Linked DNA regions of Homo sapiens: region 2 is linked to region 1. Evidence: read pairs that join two places in POLR2A ChIA-PET (ENCODE). Cell type or tissue: OCI-LY7. All regions are shown on one strand. Links, peaks and the distances in the headings refer to the core of each region. The heading gives the core; the rest is flanking DNA.

Evidence for each region. ChIA-PET counts read pairs that join two places held together with the same protein. Peaks named below come from ENCODE experiments on the same cell type or tissue, not always from the same donor. Only the 100,000 strongest peaks of a DNase experiment are listed, where the experiment ranks them.
Region 2: POLR2A ChIA-PET joins it to region 1 with 6 read pairs; 7 of 35 experiments call an interaction of 5 or more read pairs at or near these places.

Annotation. Positions count from the first base shown.
Region 1 is chrX:119,794,904-119,803,232 of GRCh38, reverse strand. All of the region lies in intron 2 of LOC107985694 (a long non-coding RNA gene), which reads right to left. Among named protein-coding and RNA genes, the nearest start is that of RPL39, 7.4 kb to the right of the region's middle. In OCI-LY7, for the core only: no CTCF peak of the experiment used is centred there; no DNase peak of the experiment used is centred there.
Region 2 is chrX:119,633,026-119,641,354 of GRCh38, reverse strand. SEPTIN6 (septin 6) reads left to right here. Exons shown (of 11, transcript NM_145799.4): 6 at 567-663; 7 at 4,160-4,328; 8 at 7,863-7,995. Among named protein-coding and RNA genes, the nearest start is that of MIR766, 9.7 kb to the left of the region's middle. RefSeq lists enhancers at 1,984-2,033, 2,544-2,663. In OCI-LY7, for the core only: no CTCF peak of the experiment used is centred there; no DNase peak of the experiment used is centred there; H3K27ac peaks cover 527 bases.

The DNA of each region.
Region 1 (8,329 bases), core at 290-8,289:
TGGGCGAGAGGATTAAGGGAAGGGAAAATTTCAAGAAGGAGATTGGCTGACATTGTCCCATGCCACAGAGAGATTAAGGAAGACAAGAAATGGAAGTGTTCATTGGATTTGGCAGTCGTGATTTCATTAGTGAACTAATGAAACTGATGACCTAAAAGAGATAGAAACCATGTTATAGTGAGGGGTGAATGGCAGGTGGGAAATGGATGTATGGATTTGGAATTCATCCATTTTTAGGGGTCCATTGAAGTCATGACCATGGATTCTGTCACTTTATGGGGAGAGAGTGAAGTAGGAACAGAAGCAGACCTAGGGCCCAGCCTTAAAGAACTCTTAACATTACACAGAGGTAAGGAAATGTATCTACAAAGACAGAAAGAATAGCCAGAGTAGGAGAAATACCAGAAGACTCCGGTGTTACTTAATCCAAGAGAAAAGTGTTTCAAGGAGGAGGAGTGGCCAGCAAGGTTGGCCACTAAAAATACGGCTGGGCGTGGTGGCTCATGCTTGAAATGCCAGCACTTCGGGAGGCCGAGGCGGGAGGATCACTTGAGGTCAGGACTTCAAGACCAGCTTGGCCAACATGGTGAAACCCCACCCCTACTAAAAATACAAAAATTAGCCGGGCGTGGTAGTGCACATCTGCAATCCAAGCTACTTGGGAGGCTGAGGCAGGAGAATTGCTTGAACCTGAGAGATGGAGGTTGCAGTGAGCCAAGATCGCGCCACTGCACTGCTGCCTGGGTGACAGACTGAGACTCTGTCTCAAAAAAATAAACACCAAAAAAAAAAAAAAAGAAAAAATATTAAAAATACAAAAGTCAGCCAGGCGTGTTGGCACAAGCCTGTGGTCCCAGCTACTCAGGAGGCTGTGTCAGGAGAATTGCTTGAACCCAGGAGGCAGAGGTTGCAGTGAGCCAAGATCACACCAGTGCACTCCAGCCTGGGCAAGAGAGCAAGACTCTGTCAAGAAGAAAGAAAGGAAGGAGGAAAAAAATGGAAAGGAAGGAAGGAAGGAAAAAGAAAGAAAAGAGGAAAGAAAGGGAGGGAGGGAGGAAGGGAAAGAAAGAAAAGGGAGGGAGGGAGGGAGGGAAGAAAGGAAGGAAGGAAAAAAGGAAAGAAGGAAGGAAGGAGAGAAAGGGAGAAAGAGAAAAAGGAGGAGGAAGGAAGGAGAAAGAGAAAGGAAGGAAAGAAAAGAGAAAGAAAAGGGAGGGAGGGAGAAAGGAAGGGAAAGAGAAGAAGGAAGGAAGGAAAAGGAAATAAGGAAAGAAGGAAGGAGAAAGAAAAAAGAAAGAAGGAGGGAGGGAGGGAAAGAGAAGGAGGGAGGGAGGGAAAGAGAAAGAGAGAGAAAGAAAAAGAAAAAGAGAAAGAAAAGGAAGCAAGGAAAAGAGTGAGAGGGAGGGAAGGAGGAAGGAAAGAGGGAAGGAGAGAGGGAGGGAGGGAGGAATGAAAGAAGGAAGGAAGGAAAAAAGGAAGGAAAGGAGGGAGAGAGAAGAGGGAGGGAGGAAGGAAGGAAAGAAGGAAGGAAAGGAAAGAAGGAAAGAAGGAAGGAAAGAAAGAAAAAAAGGAGAAAGGAAAGAAAGAAAGAAAAAAAAAGAAAGAGAAAGAGAAAGAAAAATGAGCCGGGCATGAGAGCTCTTCCAGGTAATCCTAGCATTTGGGAGGCTGAGGTGGGAGCATCACTTGAACTTAGGAGTTCGAGACTAGCCTGGGCAACATAGTGAGACCCTGTCTCTATTAAAAAAAATAAAAAATGTTGGCCTGGCACAGTGCCTCACACCTGTAATTCTAGCACTTTGGGAGGCCAAGGTGGGATGATTGCTTGAGCTCAGGAGTTCAAGACCAGCCTGGGCAATATAGTGAGACCCCACTTCTAAAAAAAATGAAATACTGATTCATGCTACAACATGGATGAACCTTGAAAACATTATGCTAAGTGAAAGAAAGCAGACACAAAAGGCTACATATTGTGTCTCCATTTATATAAAATATCCAGAATAGGCAAATCCACAGAGACGGAAAATAGATTAGTGGTTTCCTAGGGCTGAGAGAAGAGTGGGAATGAAAGAGTGACTGCTAGGCCAGGCACGGTGGCTCACATCTGTAATCCTAGCACTTTGGGAGGCTGAGGCGGGTGGATCACCTGAGGTCAAGAGTTCAAGACCAGCTGGGCCAACATGGCAAAACCCCATCTCCACTAAAAATACAAAATTAGCCAGGCGTGGTGGCACATGCCTGTAATCCCAGCTACTTGGGAGGCTGAGGTAGGAGAATCACTAGAACCCAGGAGGCGGAGGTTGCAGTGAGCTGAGTTCATGCCACTGCACTCCAGCCTGGGTGACAGAGACTCTATCTCAAAAATAAATAAAATAAAATAAAATAGTGGCCGGTGCGGTGGCTGACACCTGTAATCCCAGCACTCTGGGAGGCCGAGGTGGGCAGATCACCTGAGGTCAGGAGTTCAAGACCAGCGTGGCCAACATGGTGAAACCCTGCCTCTACTAAAAATACAAAAATTAGCTGGGTGTGGTGGTGCATGCCTGTAATCCCAGCTACTTGGGAGGTTGGGGCAGGAGAATCGCTTGAACTCGGGAGGCCGAGGTTGCAGTGAGCTGAGATCACGCCATTGCACTCCAGCCTGACAGAGCAAGACTCTGTCTCAAAAATAAAATAAAATAAAAAAACGGTGATTTTCATATTACGTGAATTGTATCTCACTTAAAGAATGGGAGAGAAGTTGGAAACAGTGAATGAAGACAAATCTTTACCAGGGTTTTGTTGTAAAGGGAAGGAGAAGAAGAAGTAGCTGGCAAGGGAGTTGGAGTAAAAAGCAGCTTTTTTAAGATGACAGCATATTTATTTGTATGTTGATGGGAATAATGCAGTGAACAGCAAGGACAGAAAGGGAAGACTAGTCAGAGCAGGGTTGTTGAATGGGCGAGAGAGGTTTGGATCTAGGGCACAAGCGAGCAGACAGGCCGGACATAGTTCAAACGTTTCATTCACAGTAACAGAGGGATGGGGGAATAGTCACGTGGAGGTGTTGGCAGATAGCATGTGTGGATGGGCTGTGGGAGTTCTCTTGTGATTGCTTAAATTTTCTCAGTGACTAGGAAGCCAGGTCCTCAACTGAGTGTGAGAATGGAGGAAGAAGGGTTGCAGGTTTGAGGAGGGAGAGGAGAGTCTTGACATAATTATCTAGGCCTAGGCTCAGCAAATTACAGCCTATGGACCAAACCTGGCCACTGCGTGTTTTTGTACAGCCTGAGAGCTAAGAATGGTTTCTGTATTTTTGAATGGTTGAAAAAAATCAAAAGAATATTTTGGGACACATGACAATTCTATTGAATTTAAATTTTAGTATCTGTAACTAAAGTTTTCTTGGAACCCAGCCACACCGTTCATTTACATATTGTCCTGCAGCTTTCATCCTGCAACAGCAGAGTTGAGTAGTCGCAACAGACACTGTATGTCATCTGCAAAGCCTAAAATATTTACTATCAGAAAAAGTTTGCTGACCAGGCGTGGTGGCTCATGCCTGTAATCCCAGCACTTTGGGAGGCTGAGGCGGGCAGATCACCTGAGGTCAGGAGTTGGAGACCAGCCTGGCCAACATGGCGAAACCCCGTCTCTACTAAAAATACAAAAATTAGCGGGCATGGTGGTAGGTGTCTGTAATCCCAGCTACTCCAGAGGCTGAGGCAGGAGAACTGCTTGAACCTGGGAGGCGGAGGTTACAGTGAGCCGAGATCGTGCCACTGCACTCCAGCCTAGGCGACAAGAGCGAGACTCTGTTTCAAAAAAAAAAAAGCATAATTTTAACAACCGCCCCCACGAGCCTTCTTGTTTCCACTATTGTCCCCATCCCCATCTACTCTCCAGCTGGCCAAAGGATCTTTTTAAAATACTTACATAATTGGCCAGGCACGGTGGCTTATGCCTGTAATCCCAGCACTTTGGGAGGCCGAGGTGAGATCGCTTGAAGTCAGGAGTTCGAGATCAGCCTGGACAATGTGGTGAGACCCCGTCTCTACCAAAATACAAAAAATTGGGTTGGCAGCACGCACCTGTAGTCCCAGCTACTTAGGGGCCTGAGGTTGGAGGATGGCTTGAGCCGGGGAAGTGGGGGTTGCAGGGAGCTGAGAATATACCACTGCACTCCAGCCGGGGTGATAGAGCAAGACCCTGCCTCCAAAAACAACAACATCAACAACAACAAATATATAATTGCCACTTACTCTTACCCTTTAAAAGCTTTCAAGGCTCCCAATTGCCTTCAGCAGTAATTTTGAAAATCCACCCTCAAACAAGAAGGGTCGGGCCAAACAATGAAGATGTAAACTGCCCTGTGGAGTCTGTTCTTTGATGTTGTCTCTTTGATGTATTAGCGTTTGTTCATTCATTCACCAAATATTTACTGCGCATCTACTATGTGTCAGGCACTGTTCCAGGCTCAGGGAATACAGCAGTGAACAAAATACACAATCCATGACCTCATGGAGCTTACATTCTAGGCAGGGAGTCAAACAATAAATAAAATATATGTTATCTCAGGTAAGTAATATGGAGAAAAATAAAGCAGTAGTAGGGGTAGGGAGTGCTGAGTGGGGGCCAGGGGTTGCAAATTTTTTTTAGAGAGAGTCTCACTCTGTCACCCAGGCTGGAGTGCAGTGGCTCAATCACTGCTGACTGTAGCCTCGAACTCCCCAGGCTCAGGTGAGCCTCCCACCTCAGCTTCCTGAGTAGCTGGGACTACAGGCATGTGCCACCACACCCAGCTAATCTTTGCATTTTTCTTGTAGAGGCGGAGGTCTCACCATGTTGCCCAGGATGGTCTCAAACTTCTGGGCTCAAGCCCAGAATGCTGGGCCTTGACCTCCCAAAATGCTGGGATTATAGGTGTGAGCCACTGCGCCCGACCTGGGGTTTGCAATTTTACTTTATTTTATTTTATTTTACTTTATTTTATTTTTGAGACAGAGTGTCCCTCTGTCTCCCAGGCTGGAGTGGAGTGGCATGATCTCAGCTCACTGTAACCTCCACCTCCCGAGTCCCGGTTCAAGCAATTCTCCTGTCTAAGCCTCCTGAGTAGCTGGGATTACAGGCACACACTATCATGCCCAGCTAATTTTTTGTATTTTCAGTAGAGATGGGGTTTCACCATGTTGGCCAGGCTGGTCTCGAACTCCTGACCTCATGATCTGCCCGCCTCAGCCTCCCAAAGTGCTGGGATTACAGGCGTGAGCCATCGCGCCCGGCCGAGCTGCAATTTTAGATAGATAGAGTGGTTAGGGAAAGCCTCACTGAGGTGACATTGGAAAAAAGACCTAAGGAGACTGATGAAGGAAGCCATGAAGGCGTGGGGACATCTAGGGGAAGAGCTTCCAGGTAGCGAGAAGAGCAAGTGCAAAGGCCCTGAGCTGAGAACTGCCCAGTATGGCCAAAGCCCAGTGAACTGATGGTGAGAGCAGTGGGAGATAAGGTCACAGAGGTGAGGTGGAAGGGGCTGATGTGGAAGCGTATGCCTGTTGTGAGAACTTGAATCTTTAATTTTTTTCTTCTTTTTATATTTTTTTTGGAGATAGAGTCTTGCTCTGTTACTCAGGCTGGAGTACAGTGGTGTGATCTCATCTTACTGCAGCCTTGACCTTCCGGGCTCAAGCAATCCTCCCACCTCAGCCTCCTGAATAGCTGAGACCACAGGTGTGTGCCCCGACATCCGGCTAATTTTTTAACGTTTCGTAGCGACAGGGTCTCCCTATGTCGCCCAGGCTGGGGCACTTAGATATTTACTGGAGTGAAATGAGCCATTAAGAACCACTAAATAGGCCAGGCACAGTGGCTCATGCCTGCAATCCCAGCACTTTGGGAGGCAGAAGGGGGCAGATCCCTTGAGCTCAGGAGTTCAAGACCAACATGGCCAACATACACCCCCATCTCTATTAAAAACACAAAAATTAGCCGGGTGTGGTGGCATGTGCCTGTAGTCCCAGCCATTTGAGAGGCTGAGGCACAGGAATCACTTGAACTCAGGAGGTGGAGGTTGCAGTGACCTGAGATCATGCCACTGCGCTCCAGCCTGGGTGACAGAGCAAGACTTAGTCTCAAAAAAATGAAAAATAAAAAGGAGCCACTAAATACAGTGACATGATCAGGCTTAGGTTTTAACAGGGTCATTGACTGCTGTGTTGAGAAGAAACTGTAGAGGGGCAGGGCCAGAAGAAGGGGGAAGAGTTTGAAGGATTTTGCAGTAATCCAAGTGAGAGATGAACGACGGTGGGGGAAATGAGCACTGAATTCGAGAAACATTTTTGAGACAGCTGACAGGATTTGCTGAGACTGGATTAAGGGTGTAACAGAGAAGAGTCAATGGTGAGTTTCTATATAAAATGGCTTTTAAAACAAAGAGCCATTCTGTTAAAGAAGTCTGCAAACTACATCGGGCGTGGTGGCTCACGCCTGTAATCCCAGCACTTTGGGAGGCTGAGGCGGGTGGATCACTTGAGGTCAGGAGTTTGAGACCAGACTGGCCAACATGGTGAAACCCATCTCTACTAAAAATACAAAAATTAGCTGGGGATGGTAGCATGTGTCTGTAATCCCAGCCACTTGGGAGGCTGAGGCAGGAGAATTGCTTGAACCAGGGAGGTGGAGGTTGCAGTGAGTGGAGATAATACCATTGCACTCCAGCCTAGGCGACAGAGCGAGACTCTGTCTCAAAAAAATAAAAATAAAAGAAAGAAAAAAAAAGAAGTCTGCAAATTGTTGGTCCCCAGGATAAAGCTCAGACTCCTAGGCTGGCTCTGGGAGGCCCTGGATACCTGTTCTTAGCATCTACACCTTTGCAGATATAATCGTCTCTCAGTATCCATGAAGGATTGGTTCCAGGATCTCTTTAATACCAAAACCCACTGATGTCCAAGTCCTTTATATAAAATTATGTAATATTTGCATATAACCTACACACATCCTCCTGTATACTTTAAGTCATCTCTTGTTTACTTATAATACCTAATGTAGTGTAAATGCTATGTAAATAATTATTATACTGTATTGTTTTTCATTTGTATTTATTTTTAGAGATAGGGTCTCACTACATTGCCCAGGCTGGACTTGAACTCCTGGGATCAAGCAATCTGCCTACCGCAGCCTCCCAAGTAGCTAGGACTACAGGTGCATGCTGCCACACCTGTCTATATTTGTATTATTTTTTATTGCTGCATTATTTTTTTCCAACTTTTTTTTTTTTTTTGAGACAGGGTCTCACTCTGTTGCCCAGGCTGAAGTGCAATGGTGCGATCTCGGCTCACTGAAACTTCCACCTCCTAGGTTCAAGCAATTCTCCTGCCTCAGCCTCCTGAATAGCTGTGATTGCAGGTGTGCCACCATTCCCGGCTAATTTTTGTATTTTTAGTAGAGACAGGGTTCTGCCATGTTGGCCAGGCTGGTCTCGAACTCCTGATCTAAGTTGATCCACCCGCCTCAGCCTCCCAAAGTGCTGGGATTACAGGTGGGAGCCACCACGCCCGGCCATTTTTCCAAATATACATTTTTTAACTTGGATTTTTTGGATTTTTATTGCTCATTTATTTAAGAGCAAGCATTTTCTTTCTGGTGACCAGAAGCAGCAGCAAATAAGCTTTTAAGTGCTTATGTCAATTATCCTTTTAATTCTTACTGCTTTTAGAAAGAGCACTTCTTGCTGGTTTTCCTTCTACCTTTCATGCCACCCTTTCTCAATTTTTTTTTTTTTTTTTTTGAGACGGAGTCTCCCTCTGTCACCAGGCTGAAGTACAGTGGCATGATCTCCACTCACTGCAACCTCCACCTCCCGGGTTCAAGCGATTCTCCTGCCTCAGCCTCCCGAGTAGCTGGGATTACAGGCGCCACCACCACACCCGGCTAATTTTTTGTATTTTTAGTAGAGACGAGATTTCACCATGTTGGTCAGGCTGGTCTCGAACTCCTGACCTCGTGATCCACCCGCCTCGGCCTCCCAAAGTGCTGGGATTATAGGCGTGAGCCACCGCGCCCAGCCCTCAATTTTTTGTTTGTTTTGAGACAGGGTCTCACTCTGTTGCTCAGGCTGGAGTGCAGTGGCACAATCATGGCTCACTGCAGCCTCGAACTCCTGGGCTCAAGCGCTCCTCCCTTCTCGCCTTCCAAGTAGCTGGAGCTACGGGCACGTGCCACCACATCCAGTGGCTAAATTTTGTATTTTTTGTAGAGAGTCTCACTATGTTGTCCAGGCTGATCTAAAACTCCTGGTCTCAACTATTCCTCCTTCCCCAGCCTTCCAAAATGCTGGGATTACAGGTGTTAGCCACTG
Region 2 (8,329 bases), core at 38-8,037, 160 kb after region 1:
AATCCTTGGTGACTTGCCTTCTAGGCTCACAAGTTCAATGTGAGCTCTTTCTCCGGGGAAGGATGAGAACAAGGAGAGTACAGCTCAGTTGGCTGTGTGGTCTCAGTATGGACCTAGTCTTGGGGCTCTTGCATGCCAGGGAGGGAGAAGGGCCAGTGATCCCAGACCCTTTGGTACTCCTTTATCCTCTCTATCCACACAGAACCCCCCTCATTCCACTTCCCCTTCTTCCAAAGGCTCTTCCCCTCAGCAGTAACTATGAATAGCGAATAGTTTGGTAATCTGTGTGTCTGCTTATTATTCTGCTTATTTTCTCTCTTTGTTCCCTATGCATTCAGCCATGTCATTGTTACCCTCTATTGTGAATTTCTGAACAGCAGAGGCTTGGACTAGGCCTCTTATCCTCACATGGTTTGGGAACTTAATAAATGCTTGTTGGTGATGATGACAGTGAGGGACATTGCAGGGTGAGGGCCTGGGGCCCCAGAGACGAACAGCAGTTGGGTTGTGTAACACTCAGTGCCTTTCTTCTGCAGTTCTCAGCTTTCGTTTGCCTTCGGTTTCAGGCCCACCTGCCGTTTGCTGTCATTGGCAGCACAGAAGAACTGAAGATAGGCAACAAGATGATGAGGGCGCGGCAGTATCCTTGGGGCACTGTGCAGGGTGAGTGAGTCTCCGGGAAGGGCTACACACAGGAAGCCCCTTTTGTCTGTCTCTTTGTTTGTCCCCAGCCACTATATGACAAGTTTCTAAATTGTCCCAAGTCTCTGCTCATTCGGCATGGGTCCCAAATAGCCATAGGGGTCACTAGCAAGCTAACTCTGGCTCCATACTGGGATGCTCTGATGGGAGCAAGCTCCCTCTAATTTCTAATGGGAAAGGTATTCCTAAAACACAAGGACTTGCAAGGTAGGAAGGAGTGTGCGAAAAAGCATGTGTTCTTGCCCAAGTGCACCTGAAGAATGTTCACAGTAGTGTTGTTTGTAATGACAAATAATTACAAACAATTCAGATATTCTTTAAAATAGACTGGATAGGCCGGGCACAGTGGCTCACGCCTGTAATCCCAGCACTTTGGGAGGCCGAGGCGGGCGGATCACGAGGTCAGGAGATTGAGACCATCCTGGCCAACATGGTGAAACCCCATCTCTACTAAAAATACAAAAAAAAAAAAAAAAAAAAAAAAGACTGGATAGTGGGAGGGTGGGAGGGGGATAAGGGATTTAAAAAAACTACGTGTTGGGGCTGGGCGCGGTGGCTCACTCCTGTAATTCTAGCACTCTGGGAGGCCGAAGAAGGCGGATCACCTGAGGTCAGGAGCTCGAGACCAGCCTGGCCAACATGGTGAAACCCCGTTTCTACTAAAAATACAAAAAAAAAAAAATTAGTCAGGTATGGTGGCATGTGCCTGTAGTCCCAGCTACTCAGGAGGCTGAGGCAGGAGAATCGCTTGAACCCGGGAGGTAGAGATTGCAGTGAGCTGAGATTTTGCCACTGCATTCCAGCCTGGGCGACAGAGTGAGATTCAAAAAAAAAGAAAGAAAGAAACATACCATTGGATTCCCTTTGTATGAATTCCAAAAGGAGGCAAAACTAAACAAGATATATATTCTTAGGAATGCATACATAAGAGGTAAAACTATAAAGAAAAACAAAGGAATGATAATCCCCAAAGTCAGGAGAAGGATTAAGTCTCTGCCAGGGGAGTTGAGGGATAGAGGGGGATGAGATTGGGAAAGGGCACTCAGGGGCTTCCAAGGTACTGGTAATGTTTAACCTGAGTTGTGGAGACATTGGTGTTAATTTTTCAAAAATTCTTTAAATTGTACATACACATTTCATGCTCTTTGTATGTATGATTATTTCACAATTGAAAAGCAATTAGACATATTGTATTACACTCAGGAAAGTTCCTTCTGTGATCTGCCTGACATATGTTAACTTACCCTCAGGGCTAGTCAGTTCAGTGCACAAGACAAGGCCAAGGATGGCGCTGTGGGTAGAAGAGGTCTCTGGTCCTCAGAGTCTACAGCTAGAAACTGGGCCGTGGCTGATAGGGGCATCGTGTGAAAGAGTGGCTGGTTCTCTGTAAACTCATCCCTACCACTGGGGAAACACCTGAAAGTGGATGGCGAGTTGTCCACATCACATACGAAGGCTGGCATGTTTTAGGACACCCCACACACCCACTGGCAATAGCTGGATTTTCCATAGGTAGGACAAGACTGGTTATCAGAGCTGTGCTAAGTTCTGGTCTTCTCTGCTGTTCGGAGCTGGGGATGCTCCACTAGGAACGTTTGCAAATGGTTTCTGGACCCACAGTGTCCCACCCTGGGAATGGACTTGTGGTCTGAGAAACAGGAACCTGAAGTGAGACGAGGAGAAGCCAGTAGACATGGTTCCAATGACTTATTTCATCTGATGTGGACTACTCTGAACCTAAACAGAAAAGGGGGTTTTGAAAGTTTTTCTTGTAAGTCTAAGTTGACTGTTCCGCTTGAATGAGGAAGAAGTTGTATATTGCTCAGGCAGCCTGCAGGGCCCTCGGAGGCACTCCTTCTGACTCACCATTAGAGATCACTGTCCAGAGATGGAGGAGGAGATGGCATATAGCATAGTCCTGAGAAGTTGTCTTACTGATGTCATCTTTAATATTAGCCTGTGTTCTATGACAGCAGGGGGCTTTATTCCTAATTCAGTGGGTCTTAAGCAGAGGGATTATGTGAGCTGATTCGGGCTTTGGAAAGATTAATGACCACAAGGTAGTCTGCTTCAACTATGGCTGACCCACTTATCCCAGACCCTTCTCTGCCCTCACTACCCTCTTCCAGACCCTGCAAGACAGAATCTGGGGTGATTGCCTGTTCACTTCAGACACCATTTTTCCTACTTGTTCAGGGCAAATACCACCATCCGACACAGTGAAGCCATACCTGTAGCCACCTTGACAAAGTGCTCCTCGTGACCTGGTCCAGCCAGAAATCGATTTTGCTATGACTTGGTCCACATCTGTCATTCTTGACCACTGCCCCAAATTGCAGACCTTTGCTTGCACTCTTTTGAGGAGGGGACTTGTTCACACAGGCCAGAAAGTGGGGTCCCCTTGCTCCTAGTCACCACTGCTACTGTCAGGCCATTATCTACCTTCTAAAGAAACCACCTCCTTGGAAGCTTCTACCATCCAGGTGGGCCATGCCTGCGGTCCACACCCCTCCTTGTCACTGTCATCTATCAATATCCTAGTTCTTTCCCCTTATTCTTTGGAGACTTTGTCACCTCCCCTACATTGCCTGGGTTTGAACCCTAATTCTGCAACTTACTAGCTACATAACCTTGCCTAGCCTCATTGACACTTTGCAAACACCATTCCCTTCTCTGGCTGATAAATTGCTATTCTTCCTTCCAGAGTCATCTTAGAGATTTTCTCTTCGGTGAAGTCTTCACTTTCCCAGGAGTTCTTAGGTTCCCCTCTTCTGAGCTTTATTGCAACTTGGCTATCCCTCTATTTTTGTAGTTGTGCACTGAATTGTATTTGTCTATTTGTATCTATTCTTCCTCTAAACTATAAGCTCCTGAGAGCAAGATTCCATCACTTCGTTTCTGAATTCCCAGTGCCTCACACAATACTGGGAACAGAGATTCCACAAATATTGATTGGATGGATGGATGGATGGATGGATGGATGGATGGATGGATGGATAGATAGATGGATGGATGAGTGGATGGATGGATGGATAGATGGATGGATGGATGGATGGATGAGTGGATGGATGGATGGATGGATGGATGGATGGATAGATGGATGGATGGATGAGTGGATGGATGGATGGATGGATGGACAGATGCATATATGCTGTTGTCCTACAAGTGGTGCAGACCAAACATTCTTTTGAGGGTTCTGACTGCTGAATTTAGATTGTGGTGCTACTGACTGTCTTAATAAGTATTTTTATGATATCACAGTTTTTCATTACTGGCATTTTTGTAACCTTTCATTTACATTTTCAGTAGAAAAGAGAGGAGGTAAATTTGCAGGATCTAAATACACAGATTGCAAGGCAACGTCACTGTTAGACATTTTGCCTCTCGTTTCATCCATTTCTGCTTCTGCTGGCCTTCCTTTCAACATACTTTCAATACCCCAAATCCTGCTATGCAGTTGAAAACGAGGCCCACTGCGACTTTGTGAAGCTGCGGGAGATGCTGATTCGGGTCAACATGGAGGATCTGCGGGAGCAGACCCACACCCGGCACTATGAGCTGTATCGCCGCTGTAAGCTGGAGGAGATGGGCTTCAAGGACACCGACCCTGACAGCAAACCCTTCAGGTACCGCTCCTGCCAGCCCAGCCCAGCCCAGCCCAGCTCAGCTCAGCCCACTCAGGTGGTGTGGAAGCCTTCCCCTGGAGAATTCACAGGGGAGGCGAGACACGGGTGCTAAGACCTCAAGGAGCAGGGGCGACTCACTTGCCAGTTCTGCTTGCCTGTTCACCCTTTGCCTCTGCACACCTGCCAGGAGAGCTGTGGGGAGCAGGCTTGGGAAGTACCGCCGCCTTGCTTTTAAGGGCAAGGGAAGGGAGGATGCCCAGAGGACCAGCAAGGCTGATCACCACACACACATGCACGCATCCATGACAGCTCCAAGCAGCTGCGCTGGGGGGAATCCCCAAGCTGGGGCCCTGTTCCACGAGGTGGCAGTTGGTAACTGTCCTCTGCCCCTCTTTCTTCATCAGGCTCCTGGCGCTCAGACAGGTTTCTAGTCTGTTCTTTACCCATTTCCCCATTCTCAAACCCAGATAGGACCAGGTAGCATGCCCTTGCCATGCATCGATGAACTGCAGGCTCTCCAATTGCTGTCCTTAGTGTCTGCATTCAAGTGCAAGTTCTGTTTTGACCGCAGGATGTTGATCATCACTGCCATATTTCTTAAATCAGAATGCTTTTAGAGAAGGGGAATGTTTTTGAAAGCAGGTTATTATGCAGAGAGGAGTAATGCGCCAAGTAGAAGTGTCTGATCTATATGCGTGATGTGTGAAATAAGCCCCACAGTTGAAATTACCACGTGGTGCCCTTTATGGTGGTCAGGCATTAATAAGCAAGTGAGGGAGATGTCTACCAGTTAAAAAGGCTTTCAAAGAGCCTCTGAGATCTTACTCTACCTGTGCACAGCCTAAAGCTGGCCTGGAGTCAGAGCCTAACCAGTCCCTTGGGGATATTTGCTTCAGGAGGGACAGGCTCATGCCCTATATACTGACAGGTGGGGCTGGGGGAAGCCATGCTTGTCTTTTTCTGGTGGGAGCTCCCTGGCTGTCTTCCCCACCTGCAGCTTTCATCTGCATTTGTAGAGGAGTAGGTGTGCCTCCACCTGGTCATTTTGTCTCCTTCCCTCCTCCTTCACTCCATCCTGAATACCTCTGTTTCCTGTGTCTTCGCCTTCTTCACTCCTTCTCTGCCAGCTCCTTCCCATGCTGCATGTAAGCATTCTTGTGCTGAAGAAACTCTCCCTTAACCCTGCTCTTTCTTACCAGCCTCTGTCCTGTCAAGAAGTCCTTGACAGGATGAGGAGAAAGAGTTGTTCTATGTTTACTGGTTCCTCTTCCCCATCTCTCATTCATTCCTCAATCCACTGCAGTCTGGCTTCTGTCCCCAGCATAACCACTCAAATGCCTCTCTCCAAGGCCAGGAATCGCAGACTTGTGGCCAAGTTCAATGTGGCCTTTGGTTTCCATCTTATTTGATATCAACGCAGCACTTTATGCCATTCCCCACTGCCTCCTTGAAATGCTCTCTGCCTTTGGCTTTTCTAGCACTGGCCTGGCTGATTCTATTCCTATCTCTCCTACTATTTCTTCTCAGCCTCCTTTGCAGGCTCGTTTTCTTCACCTTACTCCTTTAAATGTTGATATACCCCCCGGGATTCTTTCCTAGAGCCTCTGCTCCTTTCACTTTCTGTTCTCTTTGCAGCTGGTTCTTTCTACTCTCACAGCCCTAATTACCACCTAGAAGTAGATGGTTCCCAAGCTAGTCTTACTTCTGAGGTCTAAACCCATTAATCCAACTGCATCCTGGATGTCCACTCAGACATCCCATAGAGGACCTCCCCGAAAATCAAGCTCTGTACAAATTCATCTTCTGCCCTCTTAAGCATGTGTCTCCAACATTCCCTGTTGCCATTCATGATACCACCATCCACCTGGTTGCCCAAGGATAATCAGAATTACCTTTGGCTCCTCCCAAGTCCTGGGAGTTCTGCTTCCCTTACTGCTCCCTCCATTCCCTCCCAGCCCTTAACATTAAGATCCTATCACTTCTTCTTTTCTTTTCTTTCTTTTTTTTTTTTTTTTTTTGAGACAGAGTCTTGCTCTATCGCCCAGGCTGGAGTACAATGGCACAATCTCGGCTCACTGCAATCTTGGCTTCCCGGGTTCAAGCGATTCTCCTGCCTCAGCCTCCCCAGTAGCTGGGATTACAGGCGCCCACCACCTCACCCAGCTAATTTTTGTATTTTTATTAGAGATGGGGTTTCACCATATTGGCCAGGCTGGTCTTGAACTCCTGACCTCAAGTGATCTACCCACCTTGGCCTCCCAAAGTGCTGAGATTACAGGCATGAGCCACCACACCTGGCCAAGATCCTGTCACTTCTTACTTGGATTGATGGACAGTCTATCCTTCCCACAGCACAGCCGGAATGGTCCTTCTCATTTTCAAATTGGATCTAGTACTACTTCCTGCTTTAAAACCATGCAGTGTGTACATATCCAATTTTTAAATATGGCATTCAAAGCCTGTTCTCTTCCTCCAGGCTCAGGAACTTTGTCTGCCTCTACTCCACCACTGCCATGGTGCTCTCTGGCCATGTTGAACCATACCTGGCTCCCCAAGAATGTCATTCTCTCTTCACACCTGCTTTCTTACATGCTGCCCTCTTTGGATCACAGTTCCACCTCTTCTTCACCAGGCTATTGCTTTTTTTTTTTTTTTTTTGAGATGGAGTCTCACTCTGTCACACAGGCTGGAGTGCAGTGGCGCAATCTCGGCTCACTTCAACCTTCGCCTAGCAGGTTCAAGTGATTCTCCTGCCTCAGCCTCCCGAGTAGCTGGGATTACTGGCGCCCACTACGACGCCTGGCTAATTTTTTGTATTTTTTAGTAGAGATGGGGTTTCACCATGTTGGCCAGGCTGGTCTCGAACTCCTGACCTCAGGTGATCCACCCGTCTTGGCCTCCCAGAGTGCTGGAATTACAGGCGTGAGCCACTGCACCCAGCCTATCTCCTATTTCTTTAAAAATAAGCTTAGGCCAGGGGCATCTCCCACTAGACCATGAGTTCCTTGATGGCAGGTATGATGGCTGTTGGCTCTAGAGGCTGAGTGACTAGCATCATGTCAATTAGTACTGAGTCTAGCACATATGGAGTCTCCTCAAGCATTTGTTGAAATAGTTCATTAATGTGGTCAGTTTCAGAGCCAGGGCCTGGCAGCATTGTGCAGTGGGAAAACCCAGATGAAGAGACAGGAGACTCAGCTTCTGGTCAAAGTTCTCCCTCTAACTAGCCGTGGGGCCTTGAGTAAGACACCTCACCTCTCTGGGCCTCAGTTTTCTCATCCGTAGAACAAGAGTATAGAACCAGATATTCTAAGTCTCTCCAGTTCACTAGGGTTGCCCCATCCCCCTCCAGAATCCCTGTGGGCATGCTGTCATGGGCCAAGCCAGGTGCCCACAGCTTTGTGGTTCTATTTTTGTACCTGGCTCACAACTGGGGAAGGGAGGACAGAGGAACCCAGTGAGGATCTTTGGGGCCAGTTTTATCAAATAGGAATCATTCCAAAGGAAGAAGAATTAACCTGACCATGTTCGCAGTTTACAGGAGACATATGAGGCCAAAAGGAACGAGTTCCTAGGGGAACTCCAGAAAAAAGAAGAGGAGATGAGACAGATGTTCGTCCAGCGAGTCAAAGAGAAAGAAGCGGAGCTCAAAGAGGCAGAGAAAGAGGTAAATGTGAGCCTGGTGATTATTAAAATGTCAAGAAACAACAGCTGCTGGTGAGACTGTGGAAAAATAGGAACGCTTTTACACTGTTGGTGTGAATGTAAATTACTTCAACCACTGTGGAAGACAGTGTGGTGATTCCTCAAAGACCTAGAATCAGAAATGCCATTCGACCCAGCAATCCTATAGATCACTTTATTATAAAGATACACACACACATATGTTCACTGCAACACTATTCACAATAGGAAAGACATAGAATCAACTCAAATGCCCATCAATGATAGATTGGATAAAGAAAATGTGGTACATATACACCATGGAATACTATGCAGCC